2 separate regions of the Homo sapiens genome follow, and region 1 is linked to region 2. A link is an interaction called in ENCODE POLR2A ChIA-PET data of the cell type or tissue named here. Cell type or tissue: Caco-2. All regions are shown on one strand. Links, peaks and the distances in the headings refer to the core of each region. The heading gives the core; the rest is flanking DNA.

Region 1 (7,023 bases), core at 2,835-5,334, 520 kb before region 2:
ATTTTCGTTAGAGACAGGGTTTCACCATGTTGGCCAGGCTGGTCTCGAACTCCTAACCTCAAGTGATTCGCCTGCCTCGGCCTCCCAAAGTGCTGGGATTACAGGTGTGAGCCACGCGCCCGGCCTCCTTCTAGCATTTTCCTTCACTCTCACCCTTCTGCAGCCTACTACGGAGCTAGAGCTGAAGGCAGCCCGGAGATTGCTGCCTCAATTTCTCCATTCATTCATTCTGATGCTATGCGCCAACTGTATACCAGTCCCTTATAGCCTCACAACCCAATACAAGGTGGCAGCTGGGTTCATGGCACTTCTGACCAGGCCAGGGAGGGAAGGGGAGCTGTGATTCTTGGCTGTGAAGGGTGAGGAGGGATGAGCCGGGGAAGGAAGTGGGGTGTAGGGGCCCCACATTCCAAGCAGAGAGGGCAGCATGTGCAAAGGCTCTGGGCTCAGTGGAAGCAGGTTGAGGGACTGGGGAAGGCTGCGTGGGGAAACTGAGGACTTGGGGGAGGAGCTTACCCAGGGCATCCTAGCCAAGGAGGGTCAGATGCAGGGTGAGCTGCCCCATAGCTCCCTCTACTCTCTTCCCCTCACAGCTGAGTGGCTGCCAGTTTTGTTTGCTTGCTTGTAACTTTTTCTTTGTTTGTTTTGGGTTTTCTGGGGGGTTTTATTTATTTATTTATTTGAAACAGAGTCTCGCTGCAACGCCCAGGCTGGAATGCAATGACGTGACCTCGGCTCGCTGCAACCTCCACTTCCCAGGTTCCAGCAATTCTCCTGCCTCAGCCTCCCAAATAGCTGAGTTTACAGGCGCCCACCACCACGCCCAGCTAATTTTTGTATTTTTAGCAGAGATGGGGTTTCACCATATTGGTCAGGCTGGTCTCGAACTACTGACCTCAAGTGATCCACCCGCCTCAGCTTCCCAAAGTGCTGGGATTACAGGCGTGAGCCACCATGCCCAGCTGCTTGTAACTTTTTAATTTTTTTTTTTTTTCCAGACGGGGTCTTGCTCTGTCACCCAGGCTGGAGTGCAGTGGTGCGATCATAGCTCACTACAGCCTCCACATCCCAGGCTGAGGCGATCCTCCCACTGCAGCCCCCTGAATACCTGGGACCACAGGCATATGCCACCACACCCAGCTATGTTTTATTTTCTGTAGAGACAGGGTCTCACTGTGTTGCCCAGGTTGGTCTCAAACTCCTGGGTTCAAATGATCCTCCCACCTCAGCCTCCCAAAATGCTGGGATTACAGGCATGAGCCACTGCGCCTGGCCTATTTGATATACTTCCAAACTTGGAAAAAAATTACAAGAATGATATAAAGAATATCTGCATACCTTTAGTAGGATTATACAATTGTTAACATTTTGCTCCTTTTATATCAAAGTCAGCCCTCAGGGCTGGGTGCGGTGACTCACATCTGTAATCCCAGCACTTTGGGAGGCCAAGGCAGGTGGATCACCTGAGGTCGGGAGTTCAAGACCAGCCTAGGCCAACATGGTGAAACCCCGTCTCTACTAAAAATACAAAAATCAACTGGGTGTGGTGGCGGGCACCTGTAATCCCAGCTACTGGGGAGGCTGAAGCAGGAGAATTGCTTAAACCCAGGAGGCAGAAGTTGCAATGAGCCCAGATTGTGCCGCCACACTCTAGCCTGAGCAACACAGCAAGACTCTGTCTCCAAAAAAAAAAATTTACCCTCAATTGTACCGATAATGTCCCATGTCCCTATTTAGCTAATGCCCCTGCCCCAAACCCTGGGTCCAAGACCCAATCTGGGACCACTCATTGCATCAGGTTGAGTATACTGGGTTGTGTGTTTACTGGGGTATGTGTCTCACCAGGCACTGGGACTTAAACTTATCTCTTTTAGGGGAACACGATCCAACCCACCTCAGCAGGACGAAGCCACGCTGTGCATCTTGCATGTGGGGGGGACCCCCACTTTTTTTTTTTTTTTTTTTTGAGACGGAGACTTGCTCTGTCGCCCAGGCTGGAGTGCAGTAGCATGATCTCAGCTCACTGCAACCTCCGCCTCCTGGGTTCAAGCGACTCTCCTGCCTCAGCCTCCCAAGTAGCTGTAGCTGGGACCACAGGCATGTGCCACCATGCCAGGCTAATTTTAGTATTTTTAGTAGAGACGGGGTTTCACCATGTTGGCCAGGCTGGTCTTGATCGCTTGACCTTATGATCCACCTGCCTCGGCCTCGCAAAGTGCTGGGATTACAGGTGTGAGCCACCATGCCCGGCTAGGATTTCCACTTTTTACCTGGATTGCCCATCATGGACTTTGAGAGCCGGCTCTGCAGAGGGCTAAGTGGATATATTATACCCCAGGGCCACGGAGGGGATCTCCAAGTCTGGAGAGTCTGCGGTTCTCCTGGAGCTTGCGGAAGTAACAGGATCTCACCTGACCTTGGAAACTGCAGCTCCATGAACAGGCGGGGAGAGCTTGCTCCACCCATGTTCCAGAGCAGTGGGTCTTCCTTCAGGGAGCCTGGAGCCCTGCCAGGTCGGCTTCTCCAGTTCTGCATGATCTTAAACCTTTCCTGAACATCCACTGCAACTGGCAGCTCAGCCTCAGGACCTCATCCCATCCCCGAGGCACTGCCTCTCCCTGGCCCTCCCTCCCTACCCTCCATCCTCCAACCACTCCCTCCTCCCCCACTGCTCTCTCTGCGCCAGGCACCCTGAGTCTGCTTTCTGATCTGCCCTTGAACTTGGCAAGCTTATTCCAGTCCCGGAGCCTGGGCCTCTGCAGTGCCTTCCATCTGGAGTGCTCTTGCCTGGTCTCTGCAGGACGCCAACATCATGCTTAAAAGTCTACACTTAAAAGTCGCTTCCAGCCAGGCACAGTGGCTCACTCCTGTAATCCCAGCACTCTGGGAGGCCAAGGCGGGAGGATCACTTGAGCCCAGGAGTTCAAGACCAGCCTGCAAGACCCCATCTGCAGAAAAATATAAAAATTAGCTGGGTGGCCGGGCGCGGTGGCTCACGTCTGTAATCCCAGCACTTTGGGAGGCCGAGGCGGGCAGGTCACGAGGTCAGGAGATCGAGACCATCCTGGCTAACACGGTGAAACCCCGTCTCTACTAAAAATACAAAAAATTAGCTGGGCGTGGTGGCAGGCGCCTGTAGTCCCAGCTACTCGGGAGGCTGAGGCAGGAGAATGGCGTGAACCCGGGAGGCGGAGCTTGCAGTGACCTGAGATCGCGCCACTGCACTCCAGCCTGGGTGACAGAGTGAGACTCCGTCTCAAAAAAAAAAAAAAAAAAAAATTAGCTGGACATAGTAGTGTGTGCTGGTAGTCCCAGCTACTTGAGAGGCTGAGGTAGGAGGATTGCTTGAGCCCAAGAATTTGAGACCAGCCTGGGCAACATGGCGAGACCCTGTGTCTGCAAAAAAAAAAAAAAAAAAAAACTGTAAAAACCTGAAAAATTAACCAGGTGTGGCAGCTCACTCCTGTAATCCCATCACTTTAGGAAGCTGAGGCAGGAGAATTGCTTGAAATGTGAAGTTCAAGACCAGCCTAGGCACCACAGTAAGACCCTGTCTCTACAAAAAATTTTATAATTAGCCGGGTGTGGTGGTGCACACCTAGGGTCCCAGCTACTCAGAAGACTGAGACAGGAGGATCCCTTGAGCCCAGGAATTTGAGGCTGCAGTGAGCTATGATTTCACTACTGTGCTCTAGGCTGGGCAACAGAGCAAGACCCTGTCTCAAAAAAAAAAAAAAAAAAAAAAAGCTGCCTCCTCAATGAGGCCTTCCCTGACCACCCCACAGATTTTTTTCTCTCTCTCTCCTCTCCTTTATTTCATTCATTTTCTTTGCCGTAAGCATCACTATCTGCCTTGTTCACTTATTTGCTTATTGTCTTCCTTTATATACATGGTCTCAAGCCAGGAATTGCTTTGCACAATCCTGGGAACCACCAAGTCCAAAATCCACAGGGCAGGCTGGAAACTGTCAGGTAAGAGCTAATGCTGCAGTTTTTGTTTTTGTTTTTGAGACGGAGTCTCACTCTGTCGCCAGGCTGGAGTGCAATGGCACGATCTCAGCTCACTGCAACCTCCGCTTCCTGGGTTCAAGCCATTCTCTTGCCTCAGCCTCCTGAGTAGCTGGGGTTACAGGCATGCACCACCACACCCAGCTAATTTTTGTATTTTTAGTAGAGATGGGGTTTCACCACGTTGGCCAGGCTGGTCTCGAACTCCTGACCTCAGGTGATCTGCCCGCCTCGGCCTCCCAAAGTGCTGGGATTACAGGTGTGAGCCACCGCGCCTGGCCCCCATTTTAGTCATGAGGAAAACAGAGGCTCAGGGAGGAGAAGGCACCACCCAGACTCGTAGCGCTGGATGGAGTGGCAGGGCTGGGAGTTGTGCTCAGACTCTCTGAGACTCTCTTAGGCATTCCCACCCTTTCTCCTGCTTTCCTCACTTTCCCAGTATGTGCAGCTGAGATGCTTTCTTTTTTTCTTTCTTTTCTTTTCTTTTTTTTTTTTTTTTTTGATAGACTCTTGCTCTGTTGCTCAGGCGGGAGTGCAGTGGTGCCAATCACAGCTCACTGCAGCCTCAAACTCCCGGACTCAAACGATCCTCCTGCCTCAGCCTCCTTAGTAGCTGGGATTACAAGTGCATGCCACCATGCCTGGCTAATATGTTGTATTTTTTGTAGAGATGGGGTCTCACTATGTTGCCCAGGCTAGTCTCGAACTCCTAGTCTCAAGAGATCCTCCCACCTCAGCCTGCTGAGTAGCTGGGATCACAGGCATGAGCCATCATGCTGGGCTAATTTTTAAATTTTTAGTAGTGATGGGGTCTTGCTGTGTGGGCCAGGCTTGTCTTCAACTCTTGGGCTTAAGTGATCCTCCCTCCTCAGCCTCCCAAAGTGCTGTGATTACCGGCATGAGCCCCTGCGCCCAGTCTGAGATGCTTTCTACAGCTTCACATTTCAGCTGCAGCCCAGCAGTGGTCCACCTAGTTCACAGCCAATGTAGAATCTGTGTGGACCATCCAATGTTGTGAGGTTGAATCACATCCCTTTTTTTTTTTTTTTCTCGAGACAGAGTCTCACTCTGTCACTCAGGCTGGAGTGCAGTGGCACGGTCTCAGCTCACTGCAACCTCCACCTCCCGGGTTCAAGCGATTCTCTTGCCTCAGCCTCCCGAGTAGCTGAGATTACAGGCACGTGCCACCACACCCAGCTAATTTTGTGTTTTTAGTAGAGACGGGGTTTCACCATGTTGGCCAGGCTGGTCTTGAACTCTTGGCCTCAGATGATCCACCTGCCTCGGCCTCCCAAAGTGCCGGGATTACAGGCATGAGCCCCTGCGCCCGGCCTGAGATGCTTTCTACAGCTTCATATTTCAGCTGCAGCCCAGCAATGGTCCACTCAGTTCACAGCCTACGTAGAGTCTGTGTGGACCGTCCAAGGTTATGAGGCTAAATCACATCTTGAGAATCGAAGGCAGTGCCGGCTGCAAAGCAATGGGGCTTTCCTCTGGCGGGAGGAGATGGTGGCTGGACAGGGACCCTGGCTGGGCAAGTGGTTGTTTGTTTGTTTGTTTTGAGACGGAGTCTCGCTCTGTTGCCCAGGCTGGAGTGCAGTGTCACGATCTCGGCTCACTGCAACCTCCACCTCCCAGGTTCAAGCGATTCTCCTGCCTCAGCCTCACCAATAGCTGGGATTACAGGCGCCCGCCACCATGCCCGGCTAATTTTTGTGTTTTTATTAGAGACAGGGTTTTGCCATGCTGACCAGGCTGGTCTCGAACTCCTGACCTCAGATGATCCACCCGCCTCAGCCTCCCAAAGCGCTGGGATTACTGAGGCATGAGCCACCACGCCCAGCCAGAAATCTAGACTTTTTGCATCTCTTCTTCGACAGCAAATGGAAAATGTTTTTAAATGCTGCATGGGTGGGACATAACTAGGCTTGGTGCATCAGCCATCAGCCTGCAATTTTGCAGCGCTGGTTTGGGTTAACCTTCTGAATGAGCAGGTCAGTTCATTCTTCAGTCCTTTCTTTGAAGTTTGCTATATATATATATATATATAGCAAAATCTATATCTATATCTATATCTATATCTATCTATATCGCCTCGCTCTGTCATCCAGGCTGGAGTGCAGTGGCTCGATCATGGCTCACTGCAGCCTTGACCTCCTGGGCTCAGCTGATCCTCCCACCTTGGCTTCCCAAATAGCTGGGACTACAGGGACACGCCACCATGCCTGGCTTTTTATTTTTTATAGAGATGGAGTCTCGCTGTGTTGCCCAGGCTGATCTCAAACTCCTGGGCTCAAGGGATCCTCCCACCTCAGCCTCCCAAAGTGCTGGGATTACAAGCGTGTGCCACCTCATGCCCAGCCAAAGCTTGCTTTTTAAAAAATTGAGGTGAGGCCAAGTACAGTGGCTCACGCATGTAATCTCAGCACTTTGGGAGGCCGAGGCAGGTGGATCTCCTGAGCTCAGGAGTTCGAGACCAGCCTGGCCAACGTGGTGAAACCCCATCTCTACTAAAAACACAAAAATCAGCTGAGCATGGTGGTGGGCGCCTATAATCACAGCTACTCTGGAGGCTGAGGCACAAGAATCGCCTAAACCCGGGAGATGGAGGTTGCAGTGAGCCAAGATTGTGCCACTGCACTCCAGCCTGGGCAAAAGAGTGAAACTCCGTCTCAAAAATTAAATAAGTAAAATAAAATTTAAAAAATATAAAAAATTGAGGTGGAATTCTCATAACATGAATTCATCATTTTAAAGTTCATGATTCAGTGGCAGAGTCCATTCATAATGTTCTGCAACCCCACATCTATCTAATTTGAAGACATTTTCATCACCGTGAGAGGAAATCCTATCTACTAAGTCAGCCCCATTTTCATCCCTCTCCCCCAACCCCAGTGACCACACATCTACTTCCTGTGAGAATTTACGTGTTCTAAACATCTCTTTTTTTTTTCTTTTCTTTTCTGTTTTGAGCAGGGTGTCACTCTTTCACCTAGGCTGGAGTGCAGTGGTGCA
Region 2 (7,023 bases), core at 1,983-4,482:
AGCTAATTTTTGTATTTTTAGTGGAGATGGGGTTTCACCGTGTTGGACAGGCTGGTCTCGAACTCCTGACCTCGTGATCCGCCCGCCTCGGCCTCCCAAAGTGCTGGGATTACAGGTGTGAGCCACCGCGCCTGGCCAGTTGGTACCTAACTCTTAACACCTTTCCTTGCCGTGACGTCCAAGCCACCCCCTTCCCACAACCCCTGTTCCTCTGGGGAATACACTGTTTTTGCACTTTACCTCCCTACCAGCAGCTCTTTCCAGATTGCAGGGGCGAGCTGGTGGGAAGCTTGCAGATTGTTTCGCACTGCCGTGTAATCTGTGTGCTTGTCACTGGGGTCTGTTCTTCCTTGAGTTGGTACAGTGAAATATGCATTGAGAGTCCCAGGGCAGTCATTGCCACTGTACTTTGTGGGCTGGCTTGCCTTCTTTATTATTTCTTCTTTAAAATAAAAGAAAATGGGAGTTTGTTCCGATACAGGTCCTGCTGTCCCTTTGCAGGGAGCTTCATGGCGTGTTTTTGTTTGTTTTGGTTTTTGTTGTTGTTTTAGTACTGCAGGATCTGGAGAATCTCACTTTGGAGAAACAATGATTTAAAAAGATCCCCCTTTAGATACTCCCAGGGTCCTTTGAATAGCTGAAGTGTTCCTTTTTAGTATTAGAGTTTTCTACCATGTGGGAAAGAACCATTTCTGAAGTTTGCAATCAGACTTGTGATTTAGCCTCTTCTGTTAGTGATCGAGATGATTATTTGACAAATGATCATGTTGGTGCAGTTGTGTTACTGGAATCTTTGGCTTGCTTCTGTGCCCAGATTGCTGGAACTTCTTTCCATATACTTGAAATTACATTTGTAATAAATTCTCCATGTTTAAAAGAAATACTGGTCTAGGTGCAGTGGCTCAAGCCTGTAACCCCAGCACTTTGGGAAGCCGAGGTGGGAGGATTGCTTGAGCTTAGGAGTTCGAAACCAGCTTGACCAACATGGTGAAACTCCGTCTGTACAAAAAATACAAAAAATAGCGGGGCATGGGGGTGCACACCTGTAGTCCCAGCTCCTTGGGAGGCTGAGGTGGAAGGATCACTTGAGCCAAGGAGGCAGAGGTTGCGGTGAGTCATGATTGCACCACTGTGCTCCAGCCTGGGCAACAGCCAGACCGTCTCAAAAAAAAAAAAAAACAAAAAGGAAAAAGAATGGAAACCTTGAAGCCCTCTGTTCTCCCAGGAGGTTGCCATTATTATCATCATCATCACCTTGTGTTTTTCTGTGTCCTGTATATCCAGAGAGATCTCTAGGAAACACCCAGTATCATTTTGTTTCCTTGTGTATGACATATACTGTAAATATCTGTCTTTGTTACTCAAGGGTGTCTTAGATGTTTTTTATATTGGGATGGAAAGATGGAGCTCTTTTTAACAGCTGCGTGATATCCCATGGTGTGGACATGCTGTAGGTTACAGAGCTGTTTTCTCAGTTCTGCTGTTTCTGTGCTTGGCTTTCACAAAATGATTGTTCCCTTGAGCTTCCTTCTACAAGTGGCCTTGGGCTGTTAAGGAGAATGAGGTCTTGGTAGCTCAAGGCAATGCGTGCGTTCTTATTTTCCCAGCTTGCACTCTCTCATGCTTGGGCCAATTGGAGGTTTTCTCTTTTCCCCCCTGCCTCCGCTCCCCTGCTGTCAGGTTTTAGCGGCTTATCTGGTCTGGGCTTAGAAATTAGATACCCTTTAGTATAAAATCAGAGTCCATAGGCTCTGAGAGGATTATCTGAGAAAGGGTGCAGGAATTTTCATGCCCACACATAGTGAGCTCTGTCGCGACTCCTTGGGATTGTCGGTTTTTGTGTTTTGGCTTCCTTCTGGGATCCTGGATCACGTTTTTGGCAGTTGAGGGTGCTGTCTGACCGGGCTCCAGCTGGGTAGAATGTGGGAGTGTTGCATAGAATTTTGAGAGTGAGATCTATAAACACTTGGGTCAAATTTCAAGAAGATAAAGTTCTGTCAGACTTCAAGGTCCATCTGAGGGTTTGGCAAAGCAAAAAAGATACCAGTTTTAAATTAAGCAGTAATTGCTCTGTTTTGGTTGTTGGATATTACTGAGCGGGCTCTTGCCAGTCACATCAAGTCTGTTATCTCTGGACTCACAGCAGAGGGGGGGCATTGTAAGAGGCAGGAGATTCTGCAGCTGAGCTTCAGGCATGGGCAAGACTAAGGAACTGAATTCCCCGCCACCCCAAGACCACATTCCGTATTATAATCTCTGAACACAAAGGGCAGCCCCGGAGAGCTGCGGCTCCCATATTCTGCAGTTAAATCCCTCAGCGTGGGGGAGAGGCACACAGCCTTGGCAGGCAGAGTAGATGCTGGAGAGACAGATGCTTTTTCTGCAGCATTTGGTGAGGCTGCCTCGGGCTGGCATTTCTGTTGCCACATTCTCAGCAAAGACTGAACACCCTGGCCTGATCTCGGTGGTGAAAGAGCTCCTGCCAACACGGGCAGCCTTCTCACAACGGCTCGGCCTTTCCCTAAAGAAAGGTTTAGTCCAGAAAGGACTCAGTGGGACCCAGGTGGAAAGGCTGTCTTGAGCTCATTCATCTGAAGCTTTTATTCTGTGAGAGGTCCTAGTCAGGGGTTCAGCTTTCCCAGATAAAGAAATCACTGTTGGCCGGGCGCGGTGGCTCACGCCTTTAATCCCAGCACTTTGGGAGGCCGAGGCGGGCGGATCACGAGGTCAGGAGATCGAGACCATCCTGGCTAACATGGTGAAACCCCATCTCTACTAAAAATACAAAAAAATTACCCAGGCATGGTGGTGGGCACCTATAGTCCCAGCTACTGGGCAGACTGAGGCAGGAGAATCGCTTGAACCCGGGAGGCGGAGCTTGCAGTGATCCGAGATGGCGCCACTGCACTCCAGCCTGGGCGACAGAGCGAGACTCCGTCTCAAAAAAAAAAAGAAATCACTTACATAATTTTGTTGACCCCTCAGACCATTGCCAGGAAAATGGGCCTTTGGTTTTTCAGTCAACTTCAGTCTTACACTGCAAGTCTGCAATGAACCCGGAGAACTATTTCTTCCCACTCTTAAGCGTCTCTTCCCATTGCTCTTCACTTCTACTAGTTTGGTTTTCAGGATTCCCTGCCCCGGTGGGAGATAGCTTAGGCCAAAGTCCAGACTCCCTGTTCGTCTTCCTTCCTGGGACCATTTAGGTGGATGGTGAGTCACACCATGGATCCTATTGGTAATTCCTAGTAGCTCATGCTCAGTTTGAAGGTAGGTGATAGAAAATATTGTGCCCTAGAAGGTAGAAGTCCTAGAAAACCCCAGCAAGTTTCCCTTTTGTCTTAAGCTTTCACTCCACATTCTAAAAAGCAGAGTTGGCTGGGCGCGGTGGCTCACGCCTGAATTCCTAGCACTTTGGGAGGCGAGGCGGGTGGATCACCTGAGGTCAGGAGTTCGAGACCAGCCTGGCCAACATGATGAAACCCCTATCTCCACTAAAAATACAAAAATTAGCCAGGTGTGGTGGCACACGCCTATAATCCCAGCTACTCAAGAAGCTGAGGCAGGAGAATCGCTTGAACTTGGGAGGTAGAGGTTGCAGTGAGCCGAGATCGTGGCACTCGCTGCACTCCAGCCTCTGTGACAGGAGTAAGACTCCATCTCAAAAATAACATTAAAATAAAAAGCAGAGTTGAGCTAGACAGAATGTAAATTAGTGGTGCACAGGAAACCAGCCTGGAGACATGTTTTATTTGATTAATTTAGTATCTTTTTATTTTTTTTTTAGACAGTCTCACTCTGTCACCCAGGTTGGACAGCTCAGTGCAGCCTCAACCTCCCGGGCTCCTCCCACCCCAGACTCCTGGGTAGCTAGGACTACAGATGTGCACCACAACACCCGACTAACTAAAAGCTTTTTTTAGAGACAGGGTCTTGCTTTATTGCCCAGGCTGGTCTTGAACTCCTGGGCTCAAGTGATCCTCCCGCCTTGACCTCCCAAAGTGCTGGGATTACAGGCATGAGCCACTGTGCCCGTCTGTGTCCATTTTTAAACACCTAAAAAAATTCATATGAAATTCCTAATATCAGCTTCTCTTGGAGAAATTGGAAGGACCAGCAAATAGGGATCTATATTCCTGTAAGAACTCCATCTCCTTTGGACAGGCAGGTCCTCTCTCCTTTGCTACAAATCCATCCTCTCCCTGTCGCCCAGGCCAGCTGTCGCTTTTTTTTTTTTTTTTTTTTTAAGACAGAGTCTCACCCTGTTGCCCAGGCAGGAGTATGGTGGCGCAATCTCGGCTCACTGCAACCTCCTTCTCCTGGGTTCAAGCGATTCTTCTGCCTCAGCCTCCTGAGTAGGTGGGATTACAGGCACCTGCCACCACGCTCGGCTAATTTTTGTATTTTTAGTAGAGATGGGGTTTTGCCACGTTGGCCAGGCTGGTCTCGAACTCCTGACCTCAGGTGATCTGTCTGCCTCGGCCTCCCAAAGTGCTGGAATTACAGGCGTTAGCCACCGCGCCCAGCCTTGTCTGTTGCCTTTATTTCTGAGCTTGCCTTGTTTTTCTTGTGCTTGGTGTCCTTCACTCATTTCTTTATCTGCCTCCGTAGTCTCTCTTGTTATCTAATCCCAGATACACACATGTATGCACACTTACTGGAGTTTGTGACCCTATTATGACATTTTGGTTCTGTTGGTGGAAAAACTGATCACCTGGAAAGGTTTCTCTTTTTCTCGAAGCAATTGAAATAACCCGTGTTTAAAGATAAACGTCTTCTGTTTTCAGATAACTAAGAAATTCGTCAAAGGCTCTACAGAGAAGAACAAGCTCAGACTGCAAAGAGTAAGACATTTTCCCTGAAATAGAAAATTAACCTGCTGTGCTTTTTGCATTAAATAGTAAGCAAAGCCCTTTGAAGTTCCTTTGGTCTAGTTTTTACATTTTCCCCAGCCTTCTCTGACCATCATTTTGATTCCTGCTTCATTTTAAGTACTTGGACTTCATGGTTTGTGGATTGTGTCATTTTTTGGCTTGCTGAGTGAGTCCTAAGGTTTTGTGTGTGGCCTTTTCTAAGCTTTTATCAATAGTGCTACCACTGTCTTAATGGTTCAGTATCCCATTGTAGCTTCAAATTACCTTCCAAAAACCCAGTCCATTTCCTTGTAGTCCTGTCTCTTTTTTTTTTTTTTTTTTTTTTTTGAGACAGAGTCTCGCTCTGCCACCCAGGCTGGGGTGCAGTGGTGCGATCTCGGCTCACTGCAAGCTCCACCTCCCAGGTTCACGCCATTCTCCTGGCTCAGCCTCCCCAGTAGTTGGGACTACAGGCATCCACCACCACGCCTGGCTAATTTTTTGTATTTTTAGTAGAGACGGGGTTTCACCATGTTAGCCAGGATGGTCTCGATCTCCTGACCTCGTGATCCGCCCGCCTCGGCCTCCCAGAGTGCTGGGATTACAGGTGTGAGCCGCCGCGCCTGGCCAGTCCTGTGTCTTTCACTTATTGCTAAGTGCTATAACATCTGAATAGCCTCTACACTCGATGGGTGGTTATCCTTTAGTGACTCTCTGCTTAGTCTCCTATTCTGTGGGGGGCATCACCACGTTTTCCACACAGCAATGCAGGGGGCTTTTGTTTTGTTTTGTCTTTGAGACGGAGTCTTGCTCTGTCACCAGACTGGAGTGCAGTGGCACGATCTCGGCTCACTGCAACCTCTGCCTCCCGGGTTCAAGCGGTTCTTCTGCCTCAGCCTCCCGAGTAGCTGGGACTACAGGCACTTGCTGCCATAGCCAGCTAATTTTTTTTTTTTTTTTTTTTTTTTGTATTTTAGTAGAGATGGGGTTCACCATGTTGCCCAGGCTGGTCTCAAACTCCTGAGCTCAGGCAATCCTCCCGTCTCAGCCTCCCAAAGTGCTAGGATTACAGGCCTGAGCCACTACACCTGGCCGCAGGGGACTTTTTACTTATTGCTTAAAGGTTAGAGAAATTGAACATCATGTCATACCGAAACAAACCAAAACTCCAGGGAAGGCCTCTGGGCTTTGCCTATGCAGTGCCAGCTCACAGGAGGGGCCTGGTGACCATGGGCTCTGCGTTTACTGAGTGTTTCCTGAGCTCCCTGATGTTCACTGGGCGTTTCCTGAGCTTCCTGATGGCCACACTGAGTTTTTGTGTTTCAGATTTGGGGTTGATTTTTATTTTATTACTTTTTTTTTTATTGAGACACAGTCTCTGTTGCCCAGGCTGGAGTGTAGTGGTGCAATCTCGGCTCACTGCAGCCTCTACCTCCCGGGTTCAAGCGATTCTCCTGCCTCAGCCTCTCGAGTAGCTGGGATTATAGGCACGAGCCACCACGCCTGGATAATTTTTTGTATTTTTAGTAGAGACAGGGTTTCGCTATGTTTGTCAGGCTGGTCTCAAACTCCTGACTTCAGGTGATCCACCCACCTTGGCTTCCCAAAGTGCTGGGACTACAGGTGTGAGCCACCACGCCCAGCCTGATTTTTATTTTTACAGTTTATCTCATTCTTTGGAACAAGAGCACTTTTAAAGCTCATTGGAACCTCCGAGTCCCGCACACCGGGTTGGGGAGCGGAGAAAGTATCCAACGGCGGCTGAAGAAATCTGATTCACCTGCAGTTTCTAGAAGCCTTCTATTTCCTGCTTAGCAACAGGGTGGGAGACTCTTCACCCAGTTATGTTTATAGTCTCCTTGTTCAGTCCAGACGGTCACCTTCCTCGTGTGTCTCGTATATCAGATGCAGTCACACAGCACACTGGCAGGAAATGCACATCAGACATCTTCCAGGCTGTGTCTCTGTGGCTTTTGTTAAAGCTACCAGAGATGTATTGGAACACATTTAGAATTTTTCCTTAGAGACAAGGGCAGATATCCTAACCCAAACTGAAAGCTGAGCTGTCAGGCTCCAGACGTGTGGGAAGCCCATATTGGATGAGAGGTGGTCCTCATGCAGTGTTAGGAGCGGGCACCTGTGGAGCTGGGCAGGTGAGCGTTTTTTTTTT

What was found. ChIA-PET counts read pairs that join two places held together with the same protein. Peaks named below come from ENCODE experiments on the same cell type or tissue, not always from the same donor. Only the 100,000 strongest peaks of a DNase experiment are listed, where the experiment ranks them.
Region 1: POLR2A ChIA-PET joins it to region 2 with 16 read pairs; 3 of 35 experiments call an interaction of 5 or more read pairs at or near these places.

Annotation. Positions count from the first base shown.
Region 1 is chr19:3,891,226-3,898,248 of GRCh38, forward strand. The region is part of intron 2 of ATCAY (ATCAY kinesin light chain interacting caytaxin); the gene reads left to right. Among named protein-coding and RNA genes, the nearest start is that of ATCAY, 14 kb to the left of the region's middle. In Caco-2, for the core only: no CTCF peak of the experiment used is centred there; no DNase peak of the experiment used is centred there.
Region 2 is chr19:4,413,233-4,420,255 of GRCh38, forward strand. It overlaps CHAF1A (chromatin assembly factor 1 subunit A), which reads left to right. Exons shown (of 15, transcript NM_005483.3): 4 at 4,788-4,844. Among named protein-coding and RNA genes, the nearest start is that of CHAF1A, 14 kb to the left of the region's middle. RefSeq lists an enhancer at 1-572. In Caco-2, for the core only: no CTCF peak of the experiment used is centred there; a DNase peak (open chromatin) is centred at 3,169.